Linked DNA regions of Homo sapiens: region 1 is linked to region 2. A link is a loop called in an ENCODE intact Hi-C map of the cell type or tissue named here. Cell type or tissue: dorsolateral prefrontal cortex. All regions are shown on one strand. Each heading gives the region's core, and the rest is flanking DNA. Links, peaks and the distances in the headings are about the cores only.

Evidence for each region. A loop is a pair of places that touch in the nucleus more often than their neighbours do. Peaks named below come from ENCODE experiments on the same cell type or tissue, not always from the same donor. Only the 100,000 strongest peaks of a DNase experiment are listed, where the experiment ranks them.
Region 1: a loop joins it to region 2, with 9 times the contacts of the local background. A loop is called at or near these places in 11 of 110 quality-filtered maps.

The regions. Positions count from the first base shown.
Region 1 is chr6:154,670,708-154,681,228 of GRCh38, reverse strand. No RefSeq gene overlaps it. Among named protein-coding and RNA genes, the nearest start is that of SCAF8, 57 kb to the left of the region's middle. In dorsolateral prefrontal cortex, for the core only: CTCF peaks have their summits at 5,270 and 5,470 (motif pointing left); a DNase peak (open chromatin) is centred at 5,478.
Region 2 is chr6:154,495,373-154,505,893 of GRCh38, reverse strand. The region is part of intron 1 of CNKSR3 (CNKSR family member 3); the gene reads left to right. Among named protein-coding and RNA genes, the nearest start is that of CNKSR3, 10 kb to the left of the region's middle. In dorsolateral prefrontal cortex, for the core only: CTCF peaks have their summits at 4,685 and 4,886; a DNase peak (open chromatin) is centred at 4,864; H3K4me3 peaks cover 589 bases; H3K27ac peaks cover 4,614 bases.

The sequences.
Region 1 (10,521 bases), core at 1,710-9,709, 170 kb before region 2:
ACCAGCCTGGCCAATACGGCGAAACCCCATCTCTAGTAAAAATACAAAAATTAGCCGGGCATGGTGGCATGTGCCTGTAATCCCAGCTACTCGGAGACTGAGGCAGAGGTTGCAATGAGCCGAGATCGTCCCACTGCACTCCAGCCTGGGCAACAGAGTGAGATTCTGTCTCAAAAGAAACAAAAAACCAAAAACTGAGCTCTATTGAATTGGGATGGCAAGGTGAAAGAACACTCAAGAATAACAAAGTGTTGGCTGAGTGTGGTGGCTCACACCTGTAATCCCAGCACTTTGGGAGGCCGAGGCGGGCGGATCACTTGAGGTCAGGAGTTCAAGACCAGCTTGGCCAACATGGTGAAACCTTGTCTCTACCAAAAAAATACACAAAAAAATTAGCTGACTGTGGTGGTGCACAACCGTAGTCCCAGCTACTTGGGAGGCTGAGGTGGGAGAATTACTTGAACCCGGGAGGTGGAGGCTGCAGTGGGCGAGATCGCACCATCGCACTCCAGCCTGGGTGACAGAGTGAGACCATGTCTCAACAAAACAAAACAAAGTGCTTCAAAATGTTGTCCCCTTCACAGTTTGTGCTTTACATTGCAAAAAAGACACACACAAAAAGAAGAATAGCTTCTAATTTCAGGAATCCAAACCTTTCTATTTTCTGTTTGCACACTTCACAACAATCAGCCTTTCTAAAGTAATATAAAAATTCTCCTATGCTCTCTCATAGTTCTAACAGCCTCTAGAGTCTTGTGGGAAAATTCCTGGTTACTTTGTTTCCAACTTCTAAAATCCGTGTCCTTTATCCTTCAGAGGCCTTTGATGGTTCAACATTTTTCCGTCAAGCTAGTTAGGTTTTATCAGGCACCGTGTGCCTTGGCATAGCAAATTTCACATCTCCAGAGAAATGCCAATGCTGACAGGACTCAGGAGATTTCTGGTGAACAGTGTTTGAGACTGGACGGTGCTATCAAACAGGAATTGAAGGTATTTTCTCAATTCCCCCAATGAGGCTTTAGCTTAACTTCATAATTTTTGCTGCTCTATTGTTACAGGAAAGAGGTCCCGATCCAGACCCCAAGAGAGGGTTCTTGGATCTAATGCAATACAAGATTCAGGGTGAATCTGCAGAGTAAAGAGAAAACAAGTTTATTAGGAAAGTGAAGGAATCAAGAATGGCTACTCCATAGACAGAGCAGCCCCGAGGGCTGCTGATTGCCCATTTTTATAGTTATTTCTTTTTTTCTTTTTCTTTCTTTCTTTTTTTTTTTTTTGTTGTTGAGATAGAGTCTTGCTCTGTTGCCCAGGCTGGAGTCAGTGGTGCAATCTCAGCTCACAGCAACCTCCGCCTCCCGGGTTCAAGTTGTCTCAGGTTCCTGAGTAGCTGGGACTACAGGCACGTGCCACCATGCCCGGCTAATTTTTGTATTTGTAGTAGAGATGGGGTTTCATCATATTGGCCAGGCTGGTCTCGAACTCCTGACCTCATGATCTTCCCACCTTGGCCTCCCAAAGTGCTGGGATTACAGGCGTGAGCCACCGCACCTGGCCAAGTTATTTCTTGATGATATGTTAAACAAGGGGTGGATTTTTCATGCCTCTTCTTTACGGACCATATAGGGCAACTTCCTGACATTGCCATGGCATTTGTAAACTTTCATGGCACTGGTGGGAGTGTAGCAGTGAGGACGACCAGAGGTCACTCTCATCGCCATCTTGGTTTTAGTGGGATTTGGCCGGTTTCTTTACTGCAAACTGTTTTATCAGCAAGATCTTTATGACCTGTATTTTGTGCTGACTTCCTATCTCATCCTGTGACTTAGGATGCCTAACCATCTGGGAATGCAGCCCAGTAGGTCTCAGCCTCATTTTACCCAGCCCCTATTCAAGATGGAGTTGCTGTGGTTCAAATACCTCTGACACTATCAGTATGAATTCTGCGTTTCCATGAAAAATTTTGCAGTTGACCAATGTTCTTCTCCCACCCTTTAGTCCCCAAGTGTCCTTAACGGTACTCAGGTAAGCCTTCTCTCCGAGGCACAGAGGTATAATGATGGGAAATAGTTACATCTAAAGCCATAGCAGGGTCTTAGGAGGTGCTTTGAGGATACACTTGGATTTTACATCCTTCTAGATCTTCTCAGATCCTCTGTTCCGTGCAACAGACGTTACTAAATTCATACATGTCTGAGACAGTAACCCACGTGCTGGGGATGCAGAGACAATTAGTTCCTGTTGTCAAAGGGGTCACAATCCAACACAGTGGTCCCCAACCCTGGAGCATGCTACTTACCAGGGAAGATTTGAAACACGAATAACGGAAGCCACCTCAATAGCCTTTTTTTTTTTTTTTTGAGATGGAGTCTCGCTCTGTCACCCAGGCTGGAGTGCAGTGGCGCGATCTCAGCTCACTGCAACCTCCGCCTCCTGGGTTCAAGCAATTCTCCTGTCTCAGCCTCCTGAATAGCTGGGACTACAGGCATACGCCACCATGCCCGGCTAATTTTTGTATTTTTGGTAGAGTTGGGGTTTCACCATATTGGTCAGGCTGGTCTTGTACTCCTGACTGCAGGTGATCCACCTGCCTTCCTTCCCAAAGCGCTGGGATAACAGGTGTGAGCCACTGCACCCAGCCTCAACAATCTTTTAAAATAGGTCTTGGGTAGGGCCTGGACATCAGGTTTTTTTGTTGTTGTTGTTTGTTTGTTTTTAAATATCCCCAGTGATTCTGATATACAGTGAGGAACAACCTATCTAGTAGGTAAACTAATACAAAGTTAACATTTTATGGAGGACTGTTTTATGCCAGGCACTGTTCTGTTGTCATATTTTATATTATTTAATCATCCCAACAATCCAATAAGATAATATTGTTACTTTCTTTTCTTTTCTTTTCTTTTTTTTTTTGAGACAGGATCATTCTGTCACCCAGGCTGGAGTGCAGTGGTACGATCACATCTTGCTGCAGCCTCGACCTCCCAGGCTCAAGCAATCCTCCGGCCTCAGCCTCTCGAGTAGCTGGGACCACAGTCATACACCACCATGCCTGGCTAATTTTTAAACATTTTTGTGGAGATGTGGTCTCACTATGTTGCCCAGGCTGGTCTTGAACTCCTGGGCTCGAGTGGTCCTGCAGCCTCAGCCTCCCAAGGTGCTGGGATTACAGGCCTGAGCCACCACGCCTGGACCTGTTGCCTCCATTTTATGGATGAGGACACAAGGCAGGGTCAAGTTTAATGACGTACCTGAGACCACACAGCTAGTATGTGGAAGAACCAAGAATTAACGCCACCGTCTGCTGCTGGAGCCTGTGTTCTTAACCCCTAAGCCCACTGCAGCAAGTCACCTGCCTGACAATGACTTAATTGATAAACTCTTTAATAATGGCACTTTGTTCGCTTTTATTACTATGGGATAGATTTTTACAAATGATGGCAATTTGTAAAACATACTGAGGGGTGAGACGTTGGAGCTGTTGATTCTGACCGTGGTTGAGGAGGTTGGAGAATATTTTACAGGGGAGGAACTATTTAAATTTAACGTTAGGCCAGGCATGGTGACTCATGCCTGTAATCCCAGCACTTTGGGAGGCCAAGGAGGGGTGGATCACTTGAGACCAGGAGTTCAAGACCAGCCTGGCCAACATGGCAAAAGCCTATCTCTACTAAAAACAGAAAAATTAACTGGGCATGGTGGTGTGTGCCTGTGATCCCAGCTACTGAGGAGGCTGAGGCAGGAGAATTGCTTGAACCCGGGAGACGGAGGTTGCAGTGAGCTGAGATCGAGCCACTGCACTCCAGCCTGGACGACTGAGCGAGACCCTGTCTCAAAAACAAAAACAACAACAACAACAAAATCAACAACAACAACAAAAACTTTAAATGATGAGTAGGATTTATAGGCAGAACAAGGAGTTAGAGAGAACAGTTCAAGGAGAAGGGAAGTCCTCTACAAAGGCATTCAGAAGATGTGCACAAACAAGTCCAGATATGTGTTCTGTCTCTTGGGTTGAGCTCTCTGGTTCCTTTAAATCTTTCTTCTATGAATGGTCTATTCTAAGTACCCCAGCCTGCCTAAAAAGTGGTTTTCCTTAGTGCTTTCACCTTTCTCGGTTTACATCTCAAGATATAAAAGTATATGTTAAAAAAGATATACTTTAAATGTATATATATCTTTAAAAAGACATACTTTTAAAACTAAAATGAGTAAAAATTTTTAAACTAAAGTCAGTAAAAATACAAGTAGAAGTACTTGTTGCTGGTCTCGGTCATCATTCAAGATGTGACTGTTGCTCTCAGTACTTGGCTCTGAGAAGCGCCACTTATTAACAGTCTCTACAGTGTTGATAAAGGGGGGTAGGTTTTACTTGCGGTAAAACAGAATCTTCAGGTCGAGCACGGTGGCTCACACCTGTAATCTTACCACCGAGGCAGAAGGATTGCCTGATCCCAGAAATTCGAGACCAGCCTGGGCAACATGGCGAGACTCCATCTCTATTAAAAAAACAAAAGGCAGAGTCTTCATAAGTGGAAATATAAGTTTTAATTATTCCAGCTAAATCATCACAGTAAAAAGATGTTAATATTTATCTCCATACTCATCCTTACCAGATAGCCTTGTGCTCTTGGAATGTCGTATTTGTGAAGTGAGCAAGCAGTATGTAGAATAGCATGAGATAGACCAGTCACCAAAGGTTGTTGATTTCTAGGAATGTCTCATGCTGGTTGCATCTGTGTGTGAACTGGGAAGTTGAGATCGCTTTCCACAGAAATTAAGCAAAATCCTGGAGGTAAGTTGTGGATAGGGATGCTGTAGACTCCCTGACAGCATAGGAACTAGAACTCTGAAGCAAGCCACTGGTGCCTAACAAATTCTTTATAAAGTTGTAGAGTGGATCCATGGGGGCTGACGTGGCCTCCAACGCCTAACATGGTTGAAAAGGCCATGGACTTGTGTTCTGGGTTCCTCTAGAATAACCAAGTCCTCACGTAACCTGGTGTGTATTGACCACCTCTCTTGACCGCTGATCTTGGGGAGCACCTTGCTGAGGGCCAATGGAAAATGCTGGAAGCCATGAGCCCTCCTTGTATCCCTGATCTTAGATGGGTCTATGGTTTTTGGTGGAAGCCATCCAGAAACAGCCTCAAAATCCAGTCTGAGTTTTCATTCCTGTCAATCAATCCTCTTATTTTTTTCCTTCACTACCTTATTTCTAGCAACACATCTTACTTATTCTGTTTTCCCAGAAGATGAGTTGTGTATGAGTTTTGGGTGGACTATCTTGACAACCAAATAGCGTTATATTTAAACGTTTGTGAAAATAATAAGCTTAGCATAACCTGCCTTGACAGATGTGGTATGCCTAGTGAAGTTGCTTAGCTATGGCTCAATCTCAGGATCTGTGGGACTCTAATGCCATCTGCTGGTCACACTGATGGCTGCTGCCATCACTTTCTTGGCCTACTCTGCTGTCTTACTCTATAAGACTAACAGGACCCCATAGTTAGGAGAGCGACCTCTAGCGAGCAGGCCTTGGCATTTTTCTTTTTAATTGAATTCATAAAGGCTTAGAATGCCATTTAGACAATTTGTAATGGTGGGGGGAGGTAAGAGTATAAATATTGAATGTATTCAAACCTGTCAATGATGTTCAACTCTTTTCACTGTGGATAAAGATCTTCTAGATGCAATAGAATTAGATTTTGGCGATTACATCCTATTTTATGGGTGTATCGTTTTGCATTCATGGGCTGTTTGATATTGAAATACTATATAATTTTAGTAGTAAGAGCACAGGATCTGGAGTCGAAGCAGGGTTAAAACAAAGGCTTTGTGGCCAGGCATGATGGCTCATGCTTGTAATCTCAACACTTTGGGAAGCTAAGGCAGGAGGATTGCTTGAACTCAGGAGTTGGAGGCCAGCCTGGCAAAATGGCGAAACCCCAACTCTACAAAAAGTACAAAAAAAAAAAAAAAATTAGCCAGGCATGGTGGTACACGCTTGTCGTCCCAGCTACTTAGGAGGCTGAGGTAGGAGAATTGCTTGAGCTCGGGAAGGCTGGGGCTGCAATGAGCCATGATCACACCATTGTACTCCAGCCTGGGTGACAGAGTGAGACCCTGTCTCAAACAACAACAACAATAGCAACAACAAAAACAACACAAATGCTTTGCCAATTACTAAGTTTTTGCTTTGAGCAGGTTACTTAACTTTTCTGTGCCTCAGTTTCCTTGGCTTAAAATGGAGATAAATGTACCTAAACCACAGAGATTAGAACAATACCCAGTGTGAAGTAAAACACTCAACAACTGTTAGCTATTTGATTTTATTTCTTTGAGATGGAGTCTCGCTCTGTCACCCAGGCTGGAGTGCAGTGATGCGATCTCGGCTCACTGCAGCCTCTGTCTCCCAGGTTCAAGCAATTCTCCCCGTCTCAGCCTCCCAAGTAGCTGGGATTACAGGCGCCCACCACCACACCTGGCTAATTTTTGTATTTTCAGTAGAGACGAGGGTTCACTGTGTTGGCCAGGCTGGTCTTGAACTCCTGACGTCAACTCCTGATCCACCCACCTTGGCCTCCCAAAGTGTGGGGATTACAGGCGTGAGCCACGGTGCCTAGCCCAGCTATTTTTATTAAAACAAAAATCTTGTAGTTTATATCATTCTGGGATAGGAGTAATCTCTGGACCATCTTTCTGGGCCATCTTTTTGTTGGAAGAAAGCTGAGGACAAATGACTCTTGTTCCAAGGATTGGGGAGAGGTTCTGCAAGATGGAGGATACAAACTTGTGCTTGTGTAATCTGGATGGAGAACCCACGGAGACAAAGGTATTCTAGGGGTGTGAATGGGGGTGGTTGTGGCTGTCTCAGAGGGTTTTGTGAGTAGAGATGTAGCCACAAGGATGGTGTTAGATTAATGAAGCGGGGGCAGTGGGAGGTGACAGAAAGCTCAGTGATAAAATCCCGTGTAGTCACTGGATATTGGCTGGGGCTGGAGGAGGCCTCCAGGCTGCTCCATGTGGTCCTTGAGTTGGGGACATGCTCTGCAAGTCCTCAGATATGGTCAACACCCTCTCTGAGCTGCCAGGAAGAATTAGGTATGTGCAAAGAACAAGATATTGAGCAACCCAGTGTGGGACAGGAGGCTACAGACACCGAAGCTGGTCACAGAACTTGATGAACCTTGCACAGTTATCATTTCTGCAAAGCTGGTGGAGTTGCTGTTATGGCCTCGGTGCAGCAGGAATGCAATGGTTTCTGTTGTCTGATGATAGAAATACAGGTTCCAGCTAAGGAAGTCAAACCAGAGTTGGGTTTTTGTGGAGAGATTTTTGATTCCTTTTTAATTTTTTTTCTTAAGGTAATAACAAAATTTAAACAACAAAAAATAGTATAAATAATAAAAACTATAGTCTTTCTTACGCTGTCCTTAAAGATAACCACTTTTAACTCATTCAGCTTTTTGTTCTTTCAGTTTTCTTCACAGGTCTAAGTACTGTGCTAAAATCACTATCTGTAAAGGCATCAATTTAAATAAATATTTACTGACTTTCTGCTCTGATACATGAGTTTTCAGCTCACTATTTTTGTGTCTGTCTTGTAGAGGGTATAGATGGGTAGTGTTGTTTGGCCTGCATGCTGTTGAAAAAACGTTTGAGCCAACATTTAAAGGATCAAGTTAAATAAAAAAATATAGATTTTCCTACTTCTCTTGAAAAATCCTCAAATATTTAAATGAGGTTTGCATTCTTTTATGGCAGCTGTTGACCTGAGCTGAATAACGACTGTCGGTCCCTCAGATTTCCAGTTTCCCCAGATGTCCCCACTCCTTACTGCTCTTTAGTGCTGAGGCTGAGTGTAAATTGACATTTCTCATCATTGGTCTCTTTCTTTTCTTTTTTTTTTTTTGAGATGGAGTCTTGGTCTGTCGCCAAGGCTGGAGTGCAGTGGCGCGATCTTGGCTCACTGCAACCTGCACCTCCCGGATTCGAGGAATTCTCTGCCTCAGCCTCCCGAGTAGCTGGGATTACAGGCGCCCGCCACCACGCCTGGCTAATTTTTTGTATTTTTAGTAGAGACGGGGTTTCACCATCTTAGCCAGGCTGGTCTTGAACTCCTGACCTTGTGATCCACCTGCCTTGGCCTCCCAAAGTGCTGGGATTACAGGCGTGAGCCACCATGCCCGGCCTCTTTCTTTTCTTATAGCAAACAAAATATTTCCCCGTACCCATGTGGGAAAATTACAAATTGACAAAGCAAGTCCAATAGTCTTTCTCACATCAGAGTGTGTTTCATGCATGGGTTTAGCTGCCTGCCATGGTTTGCATTTACATTTGAGACCGTTGGTTGTTCTATTTGCTGTAATCATAACCTGAAGCAATGTACTCCTAACAGTAGGGAAAGTGGGATGCTTCCTCTCTTCATTTTGACTGAGGTGCCAGTAAGATATATGCCAAAATGGATGTGAAGCCAAGTCCTGTATGCAGATTACAAAGGAAATGGTCAACATCCGGTTTAATGACTCTCAAGCTCCTCTTTACCCACTACTTCATGGAGAATATAGAAGCGCTGGAGTGGAGAGGATGAGAGCATTGTTCGAGGAAGGTTTCTTTGGAGAAGGTTGACTGTGAGCCTCATCCACATATCCCACCAAGGGGCTGAGACAGAGATCGCCTGCCTCATTTCCTCAAAATAAGCATGGACTTTCCCTGGACCAAATGGGGAGGCTCCCAAAGTATCCCCGGGGATTTGAGGGACAGAGTGGACTAGTATCTAATTCCTATTCCTATCAAGTCTGAAGGTCAACAAAGGTTAGATGGTGAGCCAGAAAGCAGCTTGGATGATGGAATCCGAGAGGGTGGCTGTTGCGCTCAGGAATAACTGCATTCTCCTCCAGTGGCCACTTAATAGGAGCATGAGTGTTTGTGGACCACATGGCAGAGTGAACCCTGGAGCCACTTAAAGTCCTGCCTAAGAGGACAGACTGGGAATGTGATGGATGCAAATAATCAGCCTCCTTGTTAAGTGAGTTGCTAGAGGACCAAGGGTTGAGTGGAGAGAGGTCAGCTGAAGGTGACGCACCACTCACATCCTAGGTACTTCACCCAGAGAGACCCTCCTGGGTCAGCCTCTGCAAGTGCCATGAAAGAAAGAGACAGTTTTAGGCATCTACCAGAACCTGTTGGGCAGTTATAACAGTGGTAAGTCTATTACCTGGCAGTGAACAGAAATGTCACGGGATTAGTCCAAGATGTCATCTGGAGCAGGAGAAGTGGAACATCACTGAAGACATTTGCAAGGAGCAATGGAAAAATAAAGCACATTTTGATCACATCCCATGAATTGTGCTAATTTAGCATATTAGTAACTTGCTTTTACTTTTCTTTCTAGAATCATCACAGGTCACTTTATAAAATGAGGCTATTAGCACTTCCTCTCTTCCTCGGAACCGCTGCCATCTGCATTTAACTCCTGAAATGCCAATGTTAAAAACATAACATAACTTCTGTAAGCATTACTATGTCTTTAATGTCTTTTTGTTGTTGTTGAGACAGGGTCTCACTCTGTCACCCAGGCTGGAGGGCAGTGGTGTGATCACGGCTCACTGCAGTCTTTACCTCCTGGGCTCAAGGAATCCTCCCACCTCAGCCTCCTGAGTAGCTGGTGTGCCCAGCCAACTTTTGTATTTTTTTGTAGAGACAAGGTTTCATTATGTTGCCCAGGCTGGTTTCTAATTCCTAGGCTCAAGTGATTCACCCGCCTCGGCCTCCCAAAGTGCTGGAATTACAGGCGTGAGCCACCGCGCCCGGCCAATTTTTGTATTTTTTTATAGAGACAGGGTTTCACTATCTTGCCCAGGCTGGTCTCTAACTCCTAGGCTCAAGTGATTCGCCCGCCTCAGCCTCCCAAAGTGGTGAGATTACAGATGTGAGCCACTGTGCCCAGCCTAATGTTTATACCTTGATGAAAATATTCCTGATTTTGGCTAGAAGGGTATAGTTTGTAGCAGACCATGCTCCCATCAAGGAAATCTAGAAAAACCAGATATAATATCAAAAACATCTGCTGGAAGGCACTGAGGCAGTAAGGACTCAAGGGAAGAATATTGGAGATAAGGGTGGGTCACTGAGATGAGCGTCACCCTCTGCTTGCAGTTTGATCCCTGAGTCAATGCCAGTTCTTGGCACTAACAGAGGTTTCGAAGTTGGTTAGAAGGTGAATGCTAAGAGGCATCAAAGTGGTAGAACTTCCATCAATCTCACGAGGCACAGGAGGTGAACATTGGAGTTTTGGGGCTGCCAGAACAGCTGAGACTTGAGGGTACAAACTCCAGGGAGTGCAGAGAAGTAAGCCCAGTAAAGGCTGCATACCCATTTCCTCCTTGGGGCCTCTACTGATTCTTAAGCTGAACAAGGTTAGAGTTGGAGAAATCGAACAGAAAAGGTTGAAAAGCAGAGTGGAAGCCTCATGGCACTGAGGTAAGGAGTCAAAATTTGGAGCCAAGGAGGAAGTGTTCT
Region 2 (10,521 bases), core at 746-8,745:
GAGGAAGACGTGGGACTGGTTGTCCCAGCAGAACTGTCCTAGCCTTGGCTGTTGATCAGCCTCGAGTGGGTAGGCTCTCAACAATTGTGTAGTTGGCCAGGCGCGGTGGCTCACGCCTGTAATCCCAGCACTTTGGGAGGCCGAGGTGGGCGGATCACAAGGTCAGGAGATCGAGACCATCCTGACCAACATGGTGAAACCCCATCTCTACTAAAAAATACAAAAAAAATTAGCCGGGTGTGGTGGTGGGCGCCTGTAGTCCCAGCTACTCGGGAGGCTGAGGCAGGAGAATGGCATGAACCCGGGAGGCGGAGGCTGCAGTGAGCCGAGATCGTGCCACTGCACTCCAGCCTAGGCGACAGAGTGAGACTCTGTCTCAAAAAAAAAAAAAAAAAAATAATAATAATAATAAAATTGTGTAGTTGAGTCAGCACATCTCTAAAACCCACCTTTGGTCCCAGGACAGAAGTCTCTCTGGCCAGCTTCTGGTGCTGCTAGTGTTGGTAGCAGTCCCCATCACCAACCAAGAGAAAAGGGGGCTTTCTTGCTCAAGGTCTAAGCCACGGGACTTGCTCTTTCCCTGTCGTGTCTATTTGTTTATGACACATAGCAGTCTTAAGGTGCTTGACTATTTGGCCATGGAAAGTCTGGAATTTCCAAGTTAACTACAGAGATCTGATACATCACAGGTCAACTGCAATGTACTACCTTGCACTGTTAGGCCCTTCCTGCCACCGTCCAGACAGAGGCAGTTCTTTCTGTTACCTTGATTCCAGTTTAGGTTATACCTTCTCTTTTAGTCTCTGTGGTCCCTGGGAAAGGGAGGCCTTTTTGTTTTAGCAGCCGTAGGTCTACCATTTGGCCATAGTTCAGAAAAGCTCTTCATTCCACCCTCTCCTTGGTTCCATTCACTCTCCTGCACTCCAGTGATAAAATTCTCTTAATAACAGAAAAACATTGATTGATGCACTTATTATCTTGGCAGACGCTGTTCTAAGTGTTTATTTAGGCTCTCTCATTATAAAACTTCTTTACTTATTATTTTTTAATACAGAGATGGGGTCTCACTCTGTTGCCCAGGCTGATCTTGTCCTGAGCTCAAGTGATCCTCCCACCTCGGCCTCCCAGAGTGCTGGGATTACAAATGTGAGACATTGCACCTGTCCAGCCTCTTTGATTTCATCCTTAGAAAACCCAGTGAGGTGTTTGAATAATTTCCAGCCCATATTAAAGAAACTGAAGCAGAGAGAGAATTTGCTCAGGGTCCCCTAATTAGTAGTTGTGGTCTCCTTGGGGCTCTCCTGTACTCCATCACTTTGTCACTTTGATTACTTGTACCAGGGGGTGGAGCTGAATGGTTCAGAGCATGGGCTCTGGAGCCGGACTCAGTTTGTATCCCAGTTCTGCTTTTGACTGTGTGATCTTATGTAAGCTCTCCATACATTTCTACTCCTTGTTTTTATTGCTTTCTCTCTTCCTTTTTCCTATAGCTCCAGGACACAAACTGTTTTCTCTGAGCAGTGAAGTCTTTCATAAGGTGTATTCTTATCATCCAGGGGCACCTGTCAGTGTCAAAGAGATTTCTCTGCCGTTTACCAGCTGGTCAGAGGATCCGGGGCAGAACTTGCAGCTGATCAGGAAGGTTCTTGATTAGCGGAGTGATAAATGCCTCTTGCAAATTTCGTGAGCTTTCCTTGGGTAAATTAGTTTGAGCCATATTTCCTCACTTTTAAAAAATAGTACCTGGGCTTGCAGTGAGCATGGCATAGGATGGTTTTTGCTGTCAACTGTTGGCCCCTGTCTGGTACCTGGTCTGTGACCAGCAACTTCAGCATCACCTGGGAGCTTGTTAGAGATGCAGAAGCTTGGGCCTGCCGAATCAGAATCTGCATTTTAATAAGATCCCCTGGCGATTCGTGCACCCATCACAATTAGAGAAGCACTGTTCTAGCACGTAGCTGCAAATGTGTTTTCAAACTTTGCTAGAGTCCTGCTATTGTAGTATTGGGCTATCTGGTCTGGTATGTACTCCAGCTGTTTTATTTACATTCTGGAATGATGACACTTAATTTGAGAAGGCTTGTCTTTGCCACTAATTAAAGTAAAAAACCAGTCTTACGGTGTGTGCTTATATTTATAAGCACCACCTAGCAACAGCATCAGGCAATTCTTAGCAAAATAAGTGAGACATTTCCCTTGAGATTTCTTCCTTATTCCTTGAAGAGTTCTTATAACAGCCTTTTTTTTTTTTTTAAATAAGAGGCAGGGTCTTGCTCTCTTGCCCAGGTTAGAAAGCAGTGGTACGATCATAGCTCATTTTAGCCTCAAACTCCAGGGCTTGAGGCTTGAGTGATCATCCTGTGTCATCCTCCCAAGTAGCTGGGACCACAGGCACATGCCACTACACCTGGCTAATTAAAAAAAAAATCTTTGTAGAGATGGGTCTTGTGGTATTGCCCAGGCTGGTCTGGAACTCCTGGTCTGCAGTGATCCTCCCGGCTCGGTCTCCCAAAGTGTTGGAATTACAGATGGGAGCCACCATGCTCAGGACCAACCCCTGCCCCCCTTTAAAAAAAAATCTTTAACACAAGTAGTAAGAAGGGAGTTGTGGGGTGGTCAGTGGTCACTGTGGTTGAAGTTTGTTCTCAGGATCCTCAGTAGGACCTAGGAGGATGAGATGGGCTTTTGGCTAGTCACACTATCCTATAGTTGGTGACCACACGGGGTTTACCACACTTAACTGACTTTTGGTGGAGATTTTATTGTTGATGGGAAATGACACCAAATGTCATTTCAGGAATAAATAACCATGGCAGTTCTAAAAACTTGGCACAAATATATGAGTTGCGCTGAGACTGGGGTAGCTCCATCCTTTATCCATGGAGATTGGCAAGTGACAACTCCTGCTCCGGCTCCTTCGTGCATTCCCCTTATTGTGAGGAAGCGAGAGGGGCCCTCCCGTCTGTGTCCCCATGCCTGTGTCACTGCCTCTCTTTTCACCCAGCGTGTTGTCTTCTAGCTCCCGGACCTGAGCGTTCTTGCCTTGCTTTCTCTCTTTCCTCTCATTTATGCTATTTCTGGCGTGTCATCACTGGCTTACCCATTATGTAAGCTTTAAGTGAAAAAATCAGATGTTATTTTCATGAGCTCTGAGGGCACTTCTGCATTTGTTCTCATTTGACTCTTCTGAAGCCTGGAGATGCACAGGAAGGCAGTTTCCACTGCAGATGAGCAGCATGGAGGAGGCTTTTGGAAGTGAAATGAATTGTCCAAGGTCCAGAGGTGAGGAGCTGGGACCAGGCCTCACAGGCTTCTGTTCTGTGGTCCTGTCCCGTCCCTGGTTTCTGCTCTATCCAGGTGGTGCCTTCTAGTTCCTTCCTAACCAACAAGTGTGGGAGGCTGGGTGTGGTGGCTCACGCCTGTAATCCCAGCACTTTGGGAGGCCGAGGTGGGTGGATCACCTGAGGTCAGGAGTTTGAGACCAGCCTGGCCAACATGGTGAAACCCCGTCTCTACTAAAAAAAAAAAAAAAAAATTAGCTGGGCATGGTGGTGGGCACCTGTAATCCCAGCTACTCAGGAGACTGAGGCAGGAGAATCTCTTGAACCCGGGAGGCAGAGGTTGCAGTGAGCTGAGATCGTGCCACTGCACTCCAACCTGGGCGACAAGAGCAAAACTCCATCTCAAAAAAAAAAAAAGAAGAAATATAGGGAAAGCCCTTTGCATAACGTATGGCATATGTGTGGAATTAAAAGAGGAAATACAGGGAAAGCCCCTTGCATAACGTATGGCGTATGTGTTTACCCACTTATTATTCATGATCAATAATAACTCAAGTTAACTGGTGGTGTAATTGGGATATTTTTATTTAAATGTTTAATATTGTTGTGGCTGATTGTCACCCTTCATGTGCTTATTAATAATTTATGACAATTCCATTCACCCTTTTGTTGTTATACAGGAGGTAAGTTAAATCAAGTCCGTCTTCGGTCTTCTCATTGTTTCCTTGGACGCTTTCCCCCTGTTCTTAGGGGAATCTTCTCGGTTTTAGGTATTGTTCTAAGTGCTGGGAATCCATAGTCCCGGCTTTAGTGTGGTAGATGTGTGGGTGACAAACGCCACCACCAACCACAAAACAGATGATAAGAAAATTTCTACTGATAAGCATAAATCAGAAAATAAAGCAGAGAGGTGAAGGAGAGGGACTGGGTGGGGGACTCCTTTGGATGACGTCATCAGAAAGCCTTTCAGAGGTGACATTTAGGCATGAATGGTAGGAAGGAACCAGCCATCAGAAAATTAGGGAGAAGGGCATTCTAGGAGAGGGAATAACTCATGCAAAGGCCCTGAGGTGCGAACCGGCTTGGAGAGTTTGAGAAAAGGAAGTTGTGGTGGGGTCATGAGAGCGAGGGTGGGGGTGATGGGTGAAGAGCAGGTGAGAGAGACACACAGAGGCCAGATCATGTAGGTTCTTACAAGTCGTGGTCAGGGAGGTGCAATTTTTTATTTTTATTTTTTAATAGTTACGGTGGAAAGCAGAGAGTGACAGTATTTGATCTGTGTGTTGAAAGATCAGTCAGGGTTTTTGAGCAGAAATGAATTCAGGAAATCCAGCTGGAAGGCATTGCAGTATTCTGGAGGCGATGGTGTCTTGGATTCAGGTGTTGGCAGTTTCAGCCTTTGTGAAGCCAAGTTCTAGTTACAGTTGGGTCATTGACAGCTTCCAATCTCAGTAATGTAAACATTATATTTGAAGTTGGGATGTCTGCTCATTCTTTCCCCTCCTGCCAGGGCTAAGGTAGATGCTCTCCTCTGCCCCTGGCTCCTCTCTGGCCAAGTATGATGGTCATTTAGAATAGAGAGCGCCCTCTGTCTTTCTGCCTTGTTCACATCATTGTTATTTTCTGGCACTTTTTGCTGCGGCTAGTTTCTGAAGCTGTTTATTCATCTATGAATAGAGTTTTTGTGAAATTGGACTTAGCCTACTTTGTTTTCTTTGACATCAAATGGCTGATTGAACATTTTTAAACCTGGGATCAGAAGGGCAAATATGGTTGTTTATTAAAGCAAAGCAGTTCCTTAGAATGCGAATCAATAAGATGTAGAAATTAGAAAGCTTTCTATGTGAAAACTTTTAAAGTATTTGAGTAAAGAAACTGGTGTATCTGACTTAAAATATTTTGCCCTACTGAAAGACTATCCTAATGTTTGCTTTAGAAACTATAGCTCCCATACTTTTGGTGGAATAGATGGCATTTTGAGAAATTTTCAACAAGAGCTGGGCAGTTTTAAACACATAATATATCACTTCTCCATAGAGGGGAGGGAGTGGGAGAGGGAACTTAAGGAGGGAGGCTGATAATAAAATAACCTGGAAGCCTTAACCCCTTGCTCACACCCAGCTGTGAGTCCCCCAAAAGGAGACAGTCTGTCAGCTCCATCAGAGGAAAACCCCTACGTGCTTTCTATCAGAAAAGGCGGCGATTATGATAATCTGAATCATGCTTTCCTGAGGATAACCTTTTAGTGAAAGGAAGCATTCTATTTCCTATTTTCAGAGATTTGTGGAAAGGGGAAATTCAGTGCTTTGGGATTGGGAGTGGATGTGTGTGTGTGTGTGTGTGTGTGTGTGTGTGTTTCTAATTTTACTTACATATGCATTAATTGAACAATTTTGCATGTTCTCACAGTAATTTTATATTACATTGTCTTCAGGAGAATCAAGTCAAAATACTAGTTGGAATATGATCTTTGAAATAGAGGAAAACTAGCTTAATATGTAGGGTGGATCAGACTTCATGTAACACCTGTTAAAGTTGTCAGCACCATCTTAACAGAGATACCAACTGGAGTCTTAAACTAACCATGAGCAGATGACACAACTGTGGGTGGCATTTAGGAAACGACTCTGTACACTAAAGCCTTAAATTGTTACTAATAAGTATTTAAAAAAACATAAATACTCTTTGCTATTAAGATGCCTGGAGACACATGGTTTGAAGTGGTTTGATTCTAAGCACCCCAGGCCAATTTGAAGAATTTTACATAAAGCTGATTAAAGAAAAACCCTTCCTGGAGCTGGAGAAATTCTTCATTCTTACTTGGATCAAATCAGAGATGGACAGGCCGGGCATAGTGGCTCACGCCTATGATCCCAGCACTTCGGGAGGCTGAGACAGGAGGATGGCTTGAGCCCAGGAGTTCGAGATCAACTTGGGCAACATAGTGAGACCCTGTGTCTACCAAAAGAACCCCCCACATTAAAAAAACCCGGTAGAGATTGGCACCGTGGAATAGAGAAACTTAATGAGTGTTTAAACCAAGCTTTTCAAGAGACCGTTTCCCAGGCACATACATGCGGGGCGTCTCAACATCCTGTCACCATTGTTCTTGAACTCACTTCTTCAACACCAGCCTCACCTGGGAACATAGACATGTAAATTCCTGGGCCTCACCCCAGACCTGCAGAATCAGAAACTCTGGGGGTGGGATCCAGGAAGCTAACAGACTCCTCAGGGAATTCTGGTACAGGATAAAATGGGAGAATCAGGGGTCTACACCACTCATGTGGACTCTATGGAAATAGGTGACATAAGCCAGACTCTTCCTCATAATGCCTGTCCACAGTTTTTTGCTAATACATAATAACTGATTAAGAAAGACAATGTTTCCAGTAAGGACAGTGGTGACATATTTAAGTAGATGAGTAATGAACCTTGGCTTGTAAGTGTCCTTTCTGCAGAATAGGGAGGGAAGAGTTAAAGCTGGTATCCCCTCGGGCTCTTAGCCACCTGTTAAACCCCAGGCCCAGGGCATCCTTCCGTCCTGTCCCTGTGAGTGCTCAGCCCAGGAACACACAGAAGGGGCATGTTTCATGGGTCCGAAAGGACCTGTTTAGCTTTCATGTGGAATTTCCAGACCTGACTCGAATAGGGGAGCAGAATGTAACCCCCTCCCCTCCATTGCGAGAAAATAGTTGAGCTTCCTCACTTAGCACTCAGGTTTTGGCTTTGAACAAAGCATGGAGATGAGAAGTGAGGGAAAGAAAAATCAGAAAAGAGCAATACTGAGTCACAAACATGTTGCATTTCAAAGCAAAAAGCTCTTTTGTCTTAGTAGGTGGGCGTTGTGAACGTTGAATCAGTGTAGATGGAATTTGAACCTGTACTTTTGGCAAAACCCATGAGAGTCCAGAATAAAAAAGACACTGCAGAAGTGAACACCAAAGACCAGGAATGGCCCTGAGACTTGTAACAGGAATCACACTGAGACTTGTAACAGGAATTGCAAACACGGTTGCCTATAGGGGCCAGGAGGCAATGTCAGAAGTTGCAGTGTGGGGGCGTGACAGTAGGGAGTGGTGGAGACTGTGGCAAACCCAAAGCCATGTGTTGTCTGGTTTCTGCTGATTGTGGATGTGAAGTTTCCAGAGCTTCTGATTTTTGTCATTTTTTTGTTCTTGTCAAATGAAGCTGTAAATCTGGGTTTCTATGTGACATTTCCCAGTGTTCACAAAATTGTCTATAGCTTTTTTTTTTTTGACGTAGACCAAACAAAACATATCTATGGACCAGTTTGCAATTTCCTCTGTGGACAGCCATGGTCAGGTGTTAATTGTCCAGTGAGAAGCGCACCTGTAAGATGTGAATAAAATTGGCTGCATAGTAATTAATCAGCTATTCAGTAAACTTTTTTAATGTATAATTTGTTTTTCCTATTTACCTAATTCCGTTATTCCTAAAATTGCAACATGTAATTCCATGCAGGTATTATTTAGCCAGAAACACTCATGCCCTGATGTATTCAGCAAACCACTGAATAGTTACTCTTCAGGGTAAAAACAGGAATTCGGCTTCTCTTGGTTGAGTTTACCTCCCCATAGTGGCTATATAATATTGGCCTCTGATGGGAGCTGTTTGTGTTTGCACAGAAAGTTTTCACATATCACCTAAAATAGGGAGTGTGCCCCCATCTCTGTGCTGGTTAGTGGGGTCCTACGTAAATTAGTAAGTTATCTGTTGACTCAAGGTTCTTTCCATCTTCAAGGTGCTCTGCATCGGGAAATGAAGCAAACAAGAAACACCAGCTTCAGTTCTTAATCCAGAATGGCACTCACCCCAAAACACAATTCACAAAACTTCTTAAACACAGGAGAATATTGTAGTCTTTCAGTTTGCGTTGTAAGTATACAGGCTATAGAGATACATAAGTGTATATACACACATATACAGATAAACATACCATACATATTTATTGTGAATGACATTTTGATAAACCTTCATTAGATTTTTATTTCAACCATTAGCTCCCTTTCTAAAAGCTAAAACCAAAAAAGTACAAATTTCCTTTTTTGTACCAATTACTCTGCTTTATGCTAGGGACAGCCAGGTGAGTTAGGTGTAAATGAAATCCGTGTCCGGAAGCTGGCAATTTAGTAGGGAGGCAGCAGTGAGCAGCTGACATGTATAGCATTTCTCTCTCTCTCTCTCTTTCTCTCGTTTTTGAGACAGGGTCTTCCTCTGTCACCCAGGCTGGAGTGCAGTGGCATATTCAGGGCTCACTGCAGCTTTGACCTCCGGGGCTCAAGAGATCCTCCTGCCTCAGCCTCCTAAGTAGCAGGAACCACAGGCATGCATCACCACACCTGGCTAATTTTTTTTTTTTGAACTTTAGTAGAAACGAGGTCTCATTATGTTTCCGTTTCCCAGGCTGGTTTCAAATTCCTGAGCTCAAAACGATCCTCCTGCCTCAGCCTCCCAAAGTGCCGGGATTGCAGGAGTGAGCCACCGCGCCTGGCCTTTATCACGATTCTTTAAGGGCCAGGCTCTTGCTAAGGCTTCCCATGCATTATCTCATTTCGCCTTCACAATGCTTATTTGATATCGGGTGCTTTTATCATCTTCATCTTAGAGTTAAGGAAACCAAACCCTGATGTGTCTGAGCTTGCGTAGATAGCAAATAGGGTTTGAATCAAGAGGCATTAGAGCCTGACGTCTCCCCTAGAGGCACTTAGGTGGGTAAGTTTGGCCTGATAAAAGGTTTTGAGGATGAGGGAAAAACATTTACATCATTAGCATTATGAATCGCATTGATCTACTTAATTTTAACCTGTAATCTTACCACTCAAAATTCTAGAGAATAGTGTATCTACTTCTTTTCTCTTTTTAATATATGATTGGGCTCTTGTAAATGGGACAAGGTGGATTTTAAAATATATTTAATGGGGACTATTTGACCTTTGGGTAGTCCCTTCATGTTTTTAGGTTCTAATGCTCTCATACATTAAAATTCTGAGATGATATGACTGTATATTTAAAAAAGACAAGAAGGAAATACATCAAAATGCCCACATTGGTTATCTATAGAGGATAGAATGAAAGATGGCTTTATTCTCTTGTTTGCTCTTATTAAAGCAATCAGATGGTGCTTCTCCTGTACTCAGAGCCCTGGCTGCTTCCTGCCTGGCCTCTCCTGCGGGCTGCTGTGGAACCAGAAAAGCCTTAAACGGAAATGTGGGAGAGAAGGTTGGATTCACTTTCATGTCTTTCCAGGGTTGTGACCCCTCAAGTCCTGGTTGCCTTTGCTGTTCTCTATTACCTTCAAACAGCCAGCTCGTCTTTATTTCTTTTTTAGTTTTGTCGGGGTTGGCTTGATAGATGTTAGTCCATCATAGCCAGATGTGTCTAGCCTTGTCTTTTGAATGCAAGATTTAGGATGTGGGTACTTAGCTGTTAGTGGACATCAGAGTCACTAGTCAGGATGAAAGAGTTCTTGGCTTTAACTCCCAGAAATTCTGGTAACGTCATGTATAGTGACGGCCGCATGTCTAACAGGTGGCCAGGTAAGTCTTTTGGGGTGGTCTGTGAATCACAGTTTGGGAGACATTGACTTTTAGGGAGTTTGTTCTGAATTCACTAGATAATAGAGATATAATACAGAGCTTTGAAAGCTGGTGTCTTGATGACAGAGCCGTGGCAATGGGGAGGGTTGAGGAGGTGGCTGTTGGGCCTGTCTCCTGGTGAGAGTTGAAAGGGCCTGAACTCAAGCAGAGGCCTCAGAACCGAAAGGTGGTGGAAGGATGCAGCAAGAGGCGCCACACAGGAGTACTCTGCGCCCTGGCAGGGTCTGAATACACGTGGGAGTGGTGAGAGGGAGAACTTTAAGTCCAGGTTTTGTGCCTCAGTGACTTAGTGTGGCCATATCATTAGAAATGTGTTGAGGCCGGGCACAGTGGCTCATGTCTGTAATCCCAGCACTTTGAGAGGCTGAGGCAGGAGGATGGCTTGAGGCCAGGAGTTTAAAACCAGCCTGGACAACATAGTGAGAGCCTGTCTCTACAAAAAAAAAAAAATGTTAAAATGAGTGGGTGTGGTTGTGCACACCTATAGTCCCAGTTACTTGAGAGGTTGAGGCAGGAGGATTGTTTGAGCCTAGGAGTTCGAGGCTACAGTGAGCTATGATCACACCACTGCATTACAGTTTGGGTGACAGAAAAGCCCAAAAGCTATCTCTCTCTTAAAA